Linked DNA regions of Homo sapiens: region 2 is linked to region 1. A link is a contact called in ENCODE Hi-C or POLR2A ChIA-PET data. All regions are on one chromosome and are shown on one strand. The core of a region is the stretch at or near the end of the contact, and the rest is flanking DNA. Distances in the headings are between cores, read along the strand shown. Region 1 holds the start of APOBR (apolipoprotein B receptor). Region 2 has its middle 16 kb from the start of SPN.

Region 1 (7,477 bases), core at 785-3,284:
CCCCTGGTGTTACAGATGAGAAAACCAAGGTACAAATATATATATATATATATATAACAAAATTAGCCGGGCATGGTGGCGCATTCCTGTAGTCACAGGTACCTTGGAAGCTGAGGTGGGAGGATCACTTGTGCCCAGGAGGTTGAAGCTACAGTGAGCTATGATCACGCCACTGCACTCCAGCCTGGGTGACAGAGTGAGATCCTGTCTCAAAAAAAGAAAAAGTAAAAAATAAAATAAAAAAAATATATGTATATGAAAAAAATTGGAAAGTTGCTGACAATCATTCATACAATGTTAGACCTAAAGGTGACCTTAGAGACCTGTATGGTGATAAGAAATAGAGCACCAGAGGCAGGGAGCCATTGGGTTGGCTCCAGGCTGCTGCAGGATTCCTGCCTCCATCAAAGGTGGTGCTTAGACCAGATTTTTTTTTTTTTTTTGACAGGGTTTTGCTCTGTTGCCCAGGCTGGAGTGCAGTGGCAGGATCTTGGTTTGCTGCAACCTTGACCTCCCAGGCTCAGGTGATCCTCCCACCTCAGCCTCCCGAGTAGCTGGGACAGCAGGTGCGCACCACTGTGCCCAGCTAATTTTTGTGTTTTTTGTAGAGACTGGATTTTGCCACGTTGCCCAGGGTGGCCTCAAACTCCTGAGCTCAAGCAATCCACCTGCCTTGGCTTCCCAAAGTGCTAGGACTACAGGCGTGAGCCACTGCACCTGGCCAGACTAAATGATTTTAAGGCCTAAGATTCTGATGCTGTGATTTCATAGAATTGCCCTAATTGGAATAGGAAAGTGGGGCTGGGGAGGGGAGAAGGAGGGTATGGGGAAGAGAAGTAGAGCAAGGTCACTTTATGTAGTTCCAAATAAGGAATCATACCCTTACCTTCTTCTAGGTGGAAAGCGGCATCCTGCATTCTCTTCTTGTCCTTGGCCTCATCTCTGCTATGGGCTGTGCCACCTCTATATGCTCTTTCTCACCACCAGGCCTTCAGAATGCAGTTGGAAATGTGCCCTCTCGTCTGGGTGTGGTGGCTCATGCCTGTCATCCCAGCACTTTGGGAGGCCAAGGTGGGCAGATCACCTGAGGTCAGGAGTTCGAAACCAGCCTGGCTAACATGGTGAAACCCTGTCTCTACTAAAGATACAAAAATTAACCAGGTGTGGTGGCACGCACCTGTAATCCCAGCTACTCGGGAGGCTGAGGCAGGAGAATCACTTGAACCCAGGAGGCAGAGGTTGCAGTGAGCTGAGACTGCGCCACTACACTCCAGCCTGGGTGACAGAGTGAGACTGTCTCAAAAAAAAAAAGAAAAGAAAAGAAAAGAAATGTGCCCTCTCTAGTGTGCCTCCCAGGTCACTCAGCTGATGGAAAATGGAATCCTACTAACGTGCAGGGCTCTAGAAATTCAGCAGCGTTTCATACATGGCATCTGCCATCAAGGAAGTCACAGGAAGGTGGGAGGCAGACACAGATATCCACAATATAAAGTTTAGCCAAGTTCTTTTTTGCAAGCCTAATCATAGGTGAGGGGATGCACCCCAGAGCCACCAATCCGGCCCCTTCCGCCCCTGGGGGAAGCATTAATGACGCCGAAATGTGTCAGAGCTCCCACCAGCCCCCTCTTCACTGCTACTCTTTCTTCCCAGGCAAAACAGGAACCACAAACCCCAGCTTCCTCTTGCAGAGTGGCTGTGGCTTGTAGGGGAGGCAGAAATGGCTGAGGTGCGGATACGAGACCTGAGTCACTTGAGCTGCTGTTGCCACATGTCCCCTCCCTCTCCCCCTCCCCAGTTCTAAGGTCTCCTGCTCCCACTTTGTCCTTTCTGGCCTCTTGCTTGTCCTTTATTTCCAAATGTGCACCTGAGTCCCCTGTGTGATGTACACCCATTTCCCGGGCTGCAGTGGGGGCTACTGTGGGCATCAGGGGCCGTGGGCAGGGCCTGGGGTGGGGACGCATCAGGGAGACAGGGGAAGAGGAAGTGCCTTTGGTCCTGGGGAAGGTTGGCTTGTCTTGGTGGGTGGGGACGGTCATTATCAGCTTTCTGGACACACAGACAGAGACAGACAGGATGGACTTCCTCCGGCTATACCTCCCTGGGCTGCACCAGGCCTTGAGGGGGGCACTGGTGAGAAGGGCAGACAGCTGCCAGATACTTGCACCCCATTCCCTGGGGCCTCACTTCCGGGCACCTCCCCTGGGGCCTCACCTTTCCCCTCCTCCTTCTGATCTCCTCAAACTGGAGATTGCTTTCTCAGGTTCAGGCAGACTCCTGGCCTAATATTTTCTGAATTTCAGTCCCCACCTCCAACCATGCGTCCTCGTACCCCTAATCGATGCCCCTTCTGGCTCCTTCTGCAAATCCTCTTCTTCTCCTTTCAGATCCCAGTACCCTCTTCCTTAACCTGGGCTCCTCCAGCCAGGGCCCCCAGGGAAAGGGCTGGGACTCTCCTCAATGACTCTCCCCTCTCTCTCTCTTTTTTCCTAGGATTCCCTCGGCACCTTTGTCTCCTACCTCCTGGGAGATGCAGTCCCCACTGTAGAGCGGGAGGCGCAGGCGGCTGAGGAACTGGGGGTGGTGGCGGTGGGAAAGACAGGGAAGATTGTAGAGGAGGAAGCCCAGGAGGACCTGGAGGGCCTTAGAGGCAGCCAAAACGAGGGGGCTGGAAGGCTGAGAGGGCCTGGAGATGACAGAAGACATGAAGTGGGGAGCTCAGCTGTAGAACAGACCTGGGGCTGGGGAGATGGCAGCTCCCATGGGTCCCAAGCAGAGAGGCAGGACAGTGGGGCTGGGGAGACAGCCAAGGCTGCCAGGTGCCAGGAGCCAAGCGCCCACTTGGAGGCCAGAAAGAAATCCAAGGCAGGGTCTGGGGCTTGCCAAGACAGGAGCGGCCAAGCCCAGGAGAGGCAGGAGTCCCATGAGCAGGAAGTGAACAGAGAAGAGAGGCTGAGAAGCTGGGAACAGGAGGAGGAGGAGGAAGAGGTCAGGGCAAGAGAGCCAGGGATGGCCAGAGGGGCGGAGTCAGAGTGGACCTGGCATGGGGAGACGGAGGGGAAGGCTGGTGCTGTTGGGCCAAAGGCGGCAGGGGACAACCGGGAGATGGAGCAGGGGGTCAGGGAGGCAGATGCAGGGGAAACTGAGGAGCCTGGGGCCGAAGGGGCTGGGAAAGGAGAAGAGGTGGTAGTGGTGGAGAAGGCCTGTGAAAGCACTAGGGCATGGGGGACGTGGGGCCCAGGGGCAGAGCCTGAGGACTGGGGAATCTTAGGCAGAGAGGAGGCCAGGACAACCCCAGGTAGGGAAGAGGCCAGGGCAATTTTAGATGGGGAGGAAGCCAGGACAATCTCAGGCGGGGAGGAGGCTGAGACAGCCTCAGGCGGGGAGGAGGCTGAAACAGCCTCAGGCGGGGAGGAGGCCGGGACAGCCTCGGGAGGGGAGGAGGCCGGGATAGCCTCAGGCGGGGAGGCTGGGACAGCCTCAGGAGGGGAGGAGGCCGGGACAGCCTCAGGAGGGGAGGAGGCCGGGACAGCCTCAGGAGGGGACGAGGCCTGGACAACCTCAGGCAAAGAGGAGGCTGACCTGCTGGGAGTCAGACAGACAGAATATGGAGCAGTCCCAGGAGAAAGGCTCCTAGAGGCTACTGGAAAAGTCTGGGTCCTAGAGGAGGAGGGGGATGAGGAGAGAGAGGCTGAGGTGAGCCCTTTCCCCAAACAGCCCCAGGTCCTGGGCACTGAAAGAACAGAAGAGGCTGCTGAGAGCCAGACCGCAGGGAGGGAAGCTGTGGGAGGCCAGGAGGCAGGGGAGAGCTTTGAGGGCCAGGTAGACCTGCGTGGTAAGGAGGCTGAGATGAGGCAGGACTTGGGGATCAGGGCCGACCGGGCCAGGATGGAAGAGCTGGTACAGGCAGAGGAGGCCCAGGAGGAGAGAGGGAGCAGCAGGGATCCAGTGGCTGAGCTGCCCTCAGATGGAGAGGCTGAAGGCACTGCCGACTTGGAGGCAACTCCAGAGGCCAGGCCTGAGGAGGAGCTCACAGGGGAGGAGAGTGAGGCGGCCCAGACTAGCTGTGGCCTACTGGGCGTGGAATGGGGTGGCCTCACACACAGCGTCACCAAAGGCCAAGGACCTGAGCTGATGGGGGGCGCCCAGACCCCAACTAAGCAACCCGAGGAAAGGGAGGCAGGGGAGGTGGAGCTCATGGGAGTTCTGGCCCTGAGCAAAGAGGAGCAGGAGAGGAGCCTGGAGGCAGGTCCCAGGCACGCGGGGTCTGTAAAGCCTGAGGCCTCCGAGGCCTTCCCAGGAGCCTGGGAAAACCGCACGAGAAAGGACATGGAGAGAGGAAATACTCAGGAGGATGCGGCCGATGGCGAGCAGCGGGAGGAGGAGGAGACTGCGGGAGGCCAGACCCTGGCGGCTGAGGCTGAAGGAGACCGAGAGTCTGAACTATCAGAAGTCCCAGAGGCAGGCGGGGAGGGGCTGACAACCCAGGACGCGGGATGTGGAACTGAGGAGGGAGAGGCATCTGTCTCAGAGAACCAGGAGCTGGACGGAAGCACAGGGGCAGACGCAGGGCCTTGCCCGTCACTGGGAGAGGCCTATGCCAGAGAAACTGAGGATGAGGAGGCGGAGGCTGACAGAACATCCAGAAGAGGCTGGAGGCTGCAAGCGGTGGCTGTGGGCCTCCCGGACCGTGAGGATGCACAGACTGGCTCTGTGGCTGCTGGGATTATGGGGGGTGATGTGGTCCCACACATCAGCGCTGCTGGCGCTGGTGAAGCTTTGGAAGGGGTGCTTGGGCAAGGCTGGGACTCGAAAGAAAAGGAAGAGGCAGCAGCAGGAGAGCATGCAGGTGGGCAAGAATTTGGTCTGGAGGGCTCAGCAGAGGAAGAGGTGACTGGCAGAGGCAGCCAAGTAGAGGCTTTTGAGTCCAGGGAGGGAGGACCTTGGGGAGGGCGGGTAGAGGCCGAGGAATCTGCAGGCGCAGAGGACAGCTGTGGGCTGGATCCCGCGGGCTCCCAGACAGCGAGGGCAGAGGGGATGGGAGCCATGGTGGAGGCTGGGGGGCTTCTAGAAAAGTGGACGCTGTTGGAAGAAGAGGCTGTTGGATGGCAGGAGAGAGAACAGAGGGAAGACAGTGAGGGGCGGTGTGGGGACTACCACCCTGAGGGAGAGGCACCAAGGCTCCTTGATGCAGAGGGTCTCATGGTGACCGGGGGCCGGAGGGCAGAGGCCAAGGAGACTGAGCCAGAAAGCCTGGAACATGTCAGGGGCCAGGAGGAGCAGCCAACACACCAGGCCCCTGCAGAAGCTGCGCCGGAGTCAGTCGGGGAAGCCGAGACGGCTGAGGCCATGGGCAGTGCCAGAGGAGGTGCTGCCAACAGCTGGAGCGAGGTGAGGGCTCTTGGTGGGGTCTCGGGGGGAACGAGTGGAATCCCGAAGCCGGCCCCATGGTCCTCTGTGCCCCCTTTCCTGCAGGCCCCGCTCCCCGGGTCCCTCCTAGACGTCTCTGTCCCAAGGAGTCGCGTGCACCTCTCGAGAAGCTCCTCACAGCGTCGCTCCCGGCCCTCTTTTCGTCGGACTCCGGCCTGGGAGCAGCAGGAGGAGCCCCCAGCCCCCAACCCTCCTGAGGAGGAGCTGTCAGCTCCTGAGCAGAGACCCCTCCAGCTGGAGGAACCCCTGGAGCCAAGCCCTCTGAGGCATGATGGGACCCCGGTGCCAGCCAGGAGAAGGCCCCTGGGACACGGGTAGGCACAGGGCAACTCAGCTGGGGTGGGGAAGAGACCGCGGGCACCTGGGAACCTGTTCTCACGGGCCTGACTTCCGCCTCCAGGTTTGGCCTCGCGCACCCTGGCATGATGCAGGAGCTGCAAGCCCGTCTGGGCCGGCCTAAGCCCCAGTGACTGAGACCCGGTGCTCTGGGAGCCAGGCCCTGAGTGGGTGCCAGAAGGCTTGCTCCAATGCCACTGAGCCCTGCTCCCTCTGCCACTGTGGACACATCCTCTCCACCCTCTGGGCCTCAGTGTCTTGATGTATCATTCATGGAGCAGGCAAAACCAGACGTCTGGGAAGACCGTGAACTTAAGGAGTCTGATTCTCCGACACAGGCTGGTGGACCACCTACCCCACTGAGACCACCTCTCAGGGTGCCTGCCCTGGTTCCTCCCCAGCCTGAGTCAGCTGTCTGGACTGCAAGGAGGCTGGGCACGGGGGCTCACGCCTGTCACCCCAGAGCTTTGGGAGGCCAAGGTGGGAGGATCGCTTGAGACCAGGAGTTCGAGACCAGCCTGGGCAGCATAGCAAGATCCCCATCTTTTAAAAACAAAATAAAACAATAAAGACTGCAAGGAAGACTGAGGGAACAGCGACCATTTTCCTTACAGGCCTTCCTCTCTAACTCCCACTTCCCAGCCCAACTCCCTGCACCAAGACCCTCAGAACTGGGCGGGGATAACACAAACCTCTGGAGCTGCATCCAGGCCAAAGGAAGGCGGTTGGGAGGGCTTAAGGAGCACTGTTCAGAATCAGAGATGAGCTGCCTTGAGCTTCCAACACGGTAGCTCGGCCTCAGGATGCTGCTGGTTACTATGGCAACTGCCTGCCGGAGCAGGACATAGTAGGGGAAGGTGGGCCAGAGACCCCAAAAATGTAGGAGCAGAGAGGGGTTCAGGATGGCTAGAGGTTGCTGACCCCGTTCCAGGCTGCCCTGCCCTCTGGGTGTCAGACAGCCCTTACCCGAAGAGAAGCGGAGGCCAGGGGTGGATGAGAGTGCTTTATTGGGCACCCAGCATGGGGGCTTGGCCCGAGGAGGACCATCGGGCCCCAAGACAATAAATAAACCATCATCTCCCTAAACAATAAATAAATATCCAAGAAATAAATAGCTGGCGAGGACCAGAGGGGCTTTCAGTTACTGGGTAGAGCCTGGGGCAGGGGGCTGGAAGAGCCCTCCCTTGTCCAAGGCTGATGATGCGAAGGCTGCCCTGATGCCAAGACTCCAGTCCTAAAGTTCTAAAGGGTGGGGGGCAGGGGGCTAAGAAGCCACCGATCAGGGCTGGGGGCTCAATGTTGGGAACCCCAAGGGCCAGACTGAGTGCCCAGCCTTGGACAGCAGCAGCAACTCCCGCACGGCCCGAGATAAGACGAGCTCCAAGGAGTGCAGCAGGCGGTAGGTGGAGAGGAGCTGGGGCCAGGACACCTGGGCCGGGCCCTGTAAGGCGCTGCCCAGTGCCCCTGGGAGCAGCCCCTTCCTCTCCTCCTCCTCCTCCTCCTCTTCCTCCTCCTCCTCCTCCGGGAGGTTGAATCCTGCAGCCAGCACCTGTGAGGAGAGGCCATGGGTCAGGGAGGGGCCAGGCCGAGAACCTGAGAGGAATCCTCATTCCCTATTCATGCCCAGCGGTTCCCAATGACATCAGTGACCACAAGGTCATGATTTCCCCGGACATTCCCTGCTTGATCTTCCATGATGTCACCTGCTAACGCG
Region 2 (7,477 bases), core at 1,553-4,052, 1.2 Mb after region 1:
AAGTGCAGTGGCATAATCCTATCTCACTCCAAACTCAAACTCCTGGGTTACAGCAATCCTCCCACTTCAGCCTCCCAAGTAGCTGGGACCACAGGCACATGCCCCCCTGCCTGGCTAATTTTTAAAATTTTAAGTAGAGATAGGGTCTCACCGTGTTGCCTAGGCTGGTCTCAAACTCCTGGGCTCAAGTGATCCTCCCACCTTGGCCTCCAAAAGTGTTAGGGTTACAGGCATGAGCCATGGTGCCTGGTGACACTCACTCTTGAGTTGAGCTCACACAGACCCCTGGCTTTAAATATCATCCAAATGTTGATGTCCCCCAAGTTTTCATCTTCACTGCAGACCTCTTCTGTGAGCTTCAGAACTGCTCACTTGAAACTTCCCCTTGGGTGTCTGACAGGCAACACAAACTTAACATGTCCCAACATGAACTTTTTTTTTTTGAGACAGAATCTTGCTCTGTTGCCCAGGCTGGAGTGCAGTGGCCTGATCTTGGCTCACTGCAAACTCCGCCTCCCAGGTTCAAGTGATTCTCCTGCCTCAGCCTCCCGAGTAGCTGAGATTACAGGCACGTGCCACCACACCCGGCAAATTTTTTGTATTTTTAGTACAGACAGGGTTTCACCCTGTTGGCCAAGCTGGTTTCAAACTCCTGAGCTCAAGCGATCTGCCTGCCTCTGCCTCCCAAAGTGGTAGGATTACAAGTGTGAGCCACCGTGCCCGGGCCCAAAATGAACTCTTTATCTTCTCCCCCATACCTGCTCCTCCTGCAGCCTTCCCATATCAGAATACAACAATTCTATTCTTACAGTTGGTGTGGCCGAAAACCTTGGTGTTGTCCTCAATCCTCTCTCACACATCCCCAAATCCAATCTGTCAAGAAACCCTGGTGATCACTTGAGCCCAGGAGTTTGAGACCAACCTGGGCAGCATAGCAAGACCCTGTCTCTACAAAAAATACAAAAATCAGCGGCAGGGCGCAGTGGCTTACGCCTGTAATCCCAGCACTTTGGGAGGCTGAGGCAGGCAGATCACAAGGTCAAGAGATCAAGACAATCCTGGCCAACATGGTGAAACCCCGTCTCTACTAAAAATACAAAAATTAGCTGGGCATGGTGGCACGTGCCTGTAGTCTCAGCTACTTGGGAGGCTGAAGCAGGAGAATTGCTTGAACCAGGGAGGCAGAGGTTGCAGTGAGCCAAGATCGTGCCACTACCCTCCAGCCTGGTGACAGAGCAAGACTCTGTATCAAAAAAAAAAAAAAAAAAAAAAAAAAAAGCTGGGCATGATGGCACACACCTGTGGTCCCAGCCACTCAGGAGGCTAAGGTGGGAGGGTCGCTTCAGCCCAGAAGTTGGAGGCCGCAGTGAGCCATAATTGCACCAGTGTACTCCAGTCTGGGCCACAGAATAAAACTCTGTCTCTAGAAAACAGAACAAAACAAAGTTGAAGCTCTCTAAACTCTCCACACTGACTCAGAGTGAAAGTGCTAATAATGACCTAAAGCCGTGCCCTATGGCCCCCTTTCCTCTTGACTTCGCTTTTCATGCACTCTGCTCCAGCCATACTGGCCTCCTTGGGCTTCCCAGAACACGCGAAGCAGGACCCAGGTTAGGGCCTTTGAACTGGCTTTGTTTGTCCGTGGGATTCCCCATGAACATCTCATGGCTGCTCCCTCTCTTCCCTCAAGTCTCCCCTCAGATGTCCCCTTCTCAGAGACATCAGCCTGTAGAAAGGAGCACTTCCTTCCCCCACTTTCCTGCGTGATGTTTCTCCATGATGCCTGCTTCCTACATATGTAGAGTCTGTCTCACTCCGGAGAAGGCTACCTCCAAGAGGACAGGTGACTGGCCCTTGATTTCATTAATTGTCACAATCCTATGCCGGACACATGGTTGGTGTTCAACAAATATTTGCGGAATTAAAGAACAAATTAATAATGTTGTGAGATAAATACTCTGTGCCCATTTTTCTTTACTTTTTAATATATTTTTTAAATCTAGAGAGACAGGGTCTCCCTATGGTCCCCAGGATGGCCTCAAAACTCCTCCTGCCTTGGCCTCCTTGGCTGGGATTACTGGACTACTACTGTGCCACCATGCCTGGCTCTTCTTTTCCTTTTACTATGCCCATTTTAAAGGTGAGGAAAACTGAGACTCAGAAATGTTCCCAAGGGCACACAGTGAGTGGTGGCTGCCTTCAGGTTGGTCTGACTCCAGTGCCCAAGCCTTTCTCAGGAGTGGTGTGTTGCCCATCAGCCATTATATCCATGACATCAACTGGCATAAGATATGTTCTTATATGAAAATTAATTTTAGAAGTGAGTGTCACGAAATATTGACCTTCTCTAAGGAACTAGTTCTTATAGTCAAAAAGGAGGAACTTATGTAAATTTTCCCTTTCAGGGCCAGCCCCAGGAAGTTCAGAGCCTAATGTGGTGTTCATTCTATTAATTTTTTCTTACCCTGGGACTTTTTTCTTTCTTTCATTTATGTTAACCTAATCACCAGCTGCTTCCTGTTCCTTAGGAAATAGCTAAGTCGTACATGACACTTTTGGGGTTCCAGTGTGCCCGGCATGGGTTTTCTTTCATTGGGCAGGCACTAGGTGGGCTTTTCAGCCTGAAGACGCATGTTTCTCATCAGAGTGAGAATGATCTCTGATCATTCTCCTTCTTCCATTTCTTGGGTTCTCTCTTCCTGGCACTCCTATTGGTTAGCTTTTGGGCCTCTTGGATTGCCTGGCTGTGTCTCTGTGGCAAAGACTACTCATTATCCAAAATCCAATGAGCCCTTCTTCCCCAAGAACATGGTGGAACTGCATGTCCCAGCCTCCCTTGCAGTAGGCATGGTCATGTGACTAAGTTTCCACCAATAGAATGTGAGGAGGTGATGTATGTGACTTCTGGTCTTTGGCCTTAGGAAGTAGGCCAGCTTCATACTCTCCATTCCTGCTGGCTGGAGATCCCCACAACAGATTCAAACGTGCAGGTGACAAACGGTGCCCTACCGATGGCAGAAAAGTGATGAGGAAGGGCCCTTGGTCCCTGAGCAATGAGAGAAGCAGAGCTGCCTCCCTAACTACCACCATTTCACTTGAACATGTCTCTTCTTTTGTTTATTTATTTATTTGTTTTTTGCAGACACGTCTCTTCTTTTTTTTTTTTGAGATAGAGTCTCACTCTGTCCCAGGCTGGAGTGCTGTGGCACAATCTCGGCTCACTGCAACCTCTGCCTTCTGGGTTCAAGTGATTCTCCTGCTTCAGCCTCCCAAGTAGCTGGGATTACAGGCATGCGCCACCATGCCTGGCTAATTTTTGTATTTTTAGTAGAGACGGGGTTGGCCAGGATGGTCTCACACTACTGACCTCATGATCCACCCACCTTGGCCTCCCAAAGTGCTGGGATTACAGGTGTGAGCAACTGCGCCCGGCCGACACGTCTCTTCTTTAAGCCGCCACTTATTGGATCTCTATGTTAGAGCGGCAGTCTCATATATTTTCTCTCATATTTTCTTCTCCACCCCTACACCTTCTGGGAGTTCTATTTTCTGGGATAATTAATTAATTAATCAATTTTTGAGATGGGGTCTCACTCTGTCCCAGGCTGGAGTGCAGTGGAGCGATCTTGGCTCACTGCAACCTCTGCCTCCTGGGTTCAAGCTATTCTCCTGCCTCAGCTTCCTGTCTCAAACTCCTGACCTCGTGATCCACCTGCCTTGGCCTCCCAAAGTGCTGGGATTACAGGCGTGAGCCACCGCGCCCAGCTTTATTTATTTTTTAAATTTTTTATTCTTGAGACAGAGTCTCACTCTGTCACCCAGGGTGGAGTGCAGTGGCATAATCTTGGCTCATGGCAACCTCCGCCTCCCGGGTTCAAGCGATTTTCCTGCCTCAGCCTCCCAAGTAGCTGGGATTACAGACGCCTGCCACCACACCTGGCTAATTTTTGTATTTTTAGTAGATGGGGTTTTGCTACGTTGGCCAGGCTGATCTCGAACTCCTGACCTCAGGTGATCCGCCTGCCTTGGTCTCCCAAAGTGCTGGGATTACAGGCATGATCCACCACACCTGGCAGTTTTCTGGGATAATTTATTAACTTTTTATTACAACACTTCCTGTTTGTGTTTGTACAGATGAGGCCTTGCTATATTACCCAGGCTGGTCTTGAACTTCTGGCCTCAAGCCATTCTCCTTGGCCTCCCAAACTGCAGGAATTACAGGAGTGAGCTACTGTGCCCAGCTTCTTTATTCTAATGCTTTTAGTAATTCAGTATCATAGCTTTAATTTCTAAGAATTCAGTCTTTGCTCTATTTATTTATTTATTTGAGATGGAGTCTCACTCTGTCGCCCAGGCTGGAGTGCAGTGGTGTGATCTTGGCTCACTGCAACCTCCTCCTCCTGGGTTCAAGCGATCCTCCTGCCTCAGCTCCCAGAATAGCTGGGACTACAGGTGCCTGCCACCACACCCGGCTAAATTTTTTTTTGTATTTTTAGTAGAGACAGGGTTTCACCTTGTTGGTCAGGCTGGTCTCGAACTCCTGTCCTTAGGTGATCCACCTGCCTCAGCCTCCCAAAGTGCTGGGATTACAGGCGTGAGCCACTGTGCCTGGCCTCTTTCTTTTTTATAACACCCTGTTTTTATTGTAACATAGTGTAGCAATTTTTTTTTTCTTTGAGATGGAGCCTTGCTCTGTCGCCCAGCTGGAGTGCAGTAGTGGATCTCGGTTTAACTGCAACGTCCGCCTCCCGGGCTCAAATGATTCTCCTGCCTCAGCCTCCCGAGTAGCTGGGATTATAGGCACCTGCCACTGTGCCCAGCTAATTTTTGTATTTTTAGTAGAGACAGCGATTCACCATGTTGGCCAGGCTGGTTCGAACCCCTGACCCCAGGTGATCAGCCCACCTCGGCCTCCAAAATGCTGGGATTACAGGTGTGAGCCACTGCACCTGGCCAGCAATATCTTTTTTTTTTTTTTTTTTTTTTTTTTGGGGAAAGAGTCTTGCTCTGTCGCCCAGGCTGGAGTGCAGTGGCGCGATCTCGGCTCACTGCAAGCTCCGCCTCCTGGGTTCATGCCATTCTCCTGCCTCAGCCTCCCGAGTAGCTGGGACTACAGGCGCCCGCCATCACGCCTGGCTAATTTTTTTGTATTTTTAGTAGAGACGGGGTTTCACCATGTTAGCCAGAATGGACTCGATCTTCTGATCTCATGATCCACCTGCCTCTGCCTCCCAAAGTGCTGGGATTACAGGCGTGAGCCACCGTGCCTGGCCCATCTTTTTTTTTTTTTTTAATATGGGGTCTTGCTCTGTCACCCAGGCCAGAGTGCAGTGGCATGAGCACAGCTCACTGCAGCCTCAAATACCCAGGCTCAAGTGATCCTCCCACCTCAGCCTCCAGAGCAGCTGAAATTACAGGCACGTGCTACCACGCCCTGCCCAGCTAATTTTTTTTTGGAAGCAGCACCTTCATTTATTAGGGACTTCGGTGGGGATGGGGAAAGGCGGCCCCCGGGTCAGAGGCGCCGGAAGAAGAGCTTGGAGCCGTGGTCTAACGTGCACTCGCTGGGGCCCAGCTGGCTCCCGCCCAGCTCTTTTTTTTTTTTTTTTTTTTTTTTTTTGAGATGGAGTCTCACTCTGTCGCCCAGACTGGAGTGCAGTGGCGCAATCTTGGCTCACTGCAACCTCTGCCTCCCGGGTTTAAGCGATTCTCCTGCCTCAGCCTCGAGTAGCTGGGATTACAGGCACCCGCCACCACACCTGGATAATTTTTGTGTTTTTAGTAGAGATGAGGTTTCACCATGTTGGCCAGGCTGGTCTCGAACTCCTGACCTCAGGTGATCCACCTGCCTCGGCCTCCCAAAGTGCTGGGATTACAGGCATGAGCTACTGTGCCCAGCCCCGCCCAGCTAATTTTTTAATTTTTTGTAGAGACAGGATCTCACTATGTTGCCAGGGCTGGTTTCAAACTCCTGGTCTCAAGCGATCCTCCCGCTTTGGCCTCCCAAAGTGCTGGGATTACAGGGGTGAGCCTCGTGCCTGGCCTGAAGCAGCATTTTCTCAAATGTCTTTAAAAATACCAGATTTTTTTTTTTCTTTTTCTTTTTTTCTTTTCTTTTCTTTTCTTTTCTTTTCTTTTTTTTTTTAAGACGGAATCTCGCTCTGTCGCCCAGGCGGGAGTGCAATGGCGCGATCTCACTGCAAGCTCACTGCAAGCTCCGCCTCTCGGGTTCATGCCATTCTCCTGCCTCAGCCTCCTGGTAGCTGGGACTACAGGCGCCCGCCACCACGCCCGGCTAATTTTTTTTGTATTTTTAGTAGAGATGGGGTTTCACCATGTTAGCCAGAATGGACTCCATCTCCTAACCTCATGATCCACCTGCCTCTGCCTCCCAAAGTGCTGGGATTACAGGCGTGAGCGATCGCACCCAGCCTCTTTTTCTTTACGTAAATTCTGTTTCCTCCAGGATTACTTTTCTTTTCTTTTTCTTTTTTTTTTAAATTTTTTTGAATGTACTTAGGATGCATTTGGCTACAAATAACTAAACATCCGACTTACAGGAAGCTCACAGAAGGGGGTGGCTGGGATTCAGGGCCCCTTGATCAGGCATTTGCGATGCCTTGGGATCCCATGCTCTTCCTCCCATTCCTCCTCTGCAATCCTGCAATGTTTCCATCCTGGGGCCAGTTCCTCTCAGAGTTACAGGATGTATCCTTAATCATGGCTTGTGGGAGGCAGAAGTTACTGCCCCCGGGTTCTCTTTTAATTAAAAGGAAGAAGCCTTTCTTAGAAGCCTCCCTTCCTTTTATCTTAGTGGCTAGAACTGGGGCATGTACCCTTTCCTAATGCAATCGTGGGCAGAAGGGGAGTGGTTACTTTAGACTGGTCAGACTTTGCTGGAGCTGAAGAAGGAAGGGGTCAGTGCCCAGGATGTGTATGCTGGTGGGCACCTGAACAAACTGGGGTACTTTTAGGAAAGAAGGAGGCAGAATGGATGATGGGGTTGGTTTATCTTGGTGCTTTCCTTTCATGTTGCAGGGTTTCTTTGAATGTTGTTGATATTTCTTCCAGGCGTGACGGCTCATGCCTGTAATCCCAGCAGTTTGGGAGGCCGAGGTGGGTGGAATCTCTTGCGCTCAGGAGTTCCAGACCAGCCTGGGCAATATAGGGAGACCTCTGTCTCTACAAAAATTAGCCAGGCGTAGCGGTGTGCACCTCCCAGTTTTGCTGGGAGGATTACTTGAGCCCAGGAAGTTGAGTTGAGGCTGTAGTGAGCTGTGGTCTCACCACTGTATTCCAGCCTGGGTGACAGAGTAAAACCCTGTCTCAAAAAAAAAAAAAAAAAAAAGGTTGATATTTCTTTCAAGTCCCATCATACTTCAGAGTGAGCCAATAAGAGGCTGACTGGGGCTTTTGGTACCAGAGTAGAGCTTTCCAACTTGAGGGTTGGACTTTCATATCAAGTGTGAGAATAAAC

The links. A loop is a pair of places that touch in the nucleus more often than their neighbours do. ChIA-PET counts read pairs that join two places held with the same protein, here RNA polymerase II (POLR2A). Pooled maps may share reads with other maps.
Region 2: a loop to region 1 is called in a pooled map, with 3 times the contacts of the local background. The contact joins the enhancer-like site here to the promoter of APOBR in region 1. A Hi-C loop is called at or near these places in 1 of 50 pooled maps. POLR2A ChIA-PET finds 5 or more read pairs at or near these places in 2 of 52 experiments (GM10248 and T-cell).

The regions. Positions count from the first base shown.
Region 1 is chr16:28,492,609-28,500,085 of GRCh38, forward strand. It overlaps APOBR (apolipoprotein B receptor), which reads left to right and starts at 2,035. Exons shown (of 4, transcript NM_018690.4): 1 at 2,035-2,130; 2 at 2,491-5,388; 3 at 5,473-5,741; 4 at 5,828-6,356. The coding sequence starts at 2,074. The coding sequence ends at 5,897. It overlaps IL27 (interleukin 27), which reads right to left. Exons shown (of 5, transcript NM_145659.3): 5 at 6,754-7,312. The coding sequence ends at 7,043. RefSeq lists enhancers at 1-137, 6,655-7,155, 7,156-7,477.
Region 2 is chr16:29,643,014-29,650,490 of GRCh38, forward strand. No RefSeq gene overlaps it. Among named protein-coding and RNA genes, the nearest start is that of SPN, 16 kb to the right of the region's middle. RefSeq lists enhancers at 312-431, 552-611, 1,568-1,837, 2,735-3,029. Within about 2 kb of position 2,803, at least 5 of the 41 ENCODE cell types and tissues checked have a DNase peak (open chromatin) inside an H3K27ac peak, as active enhancers do.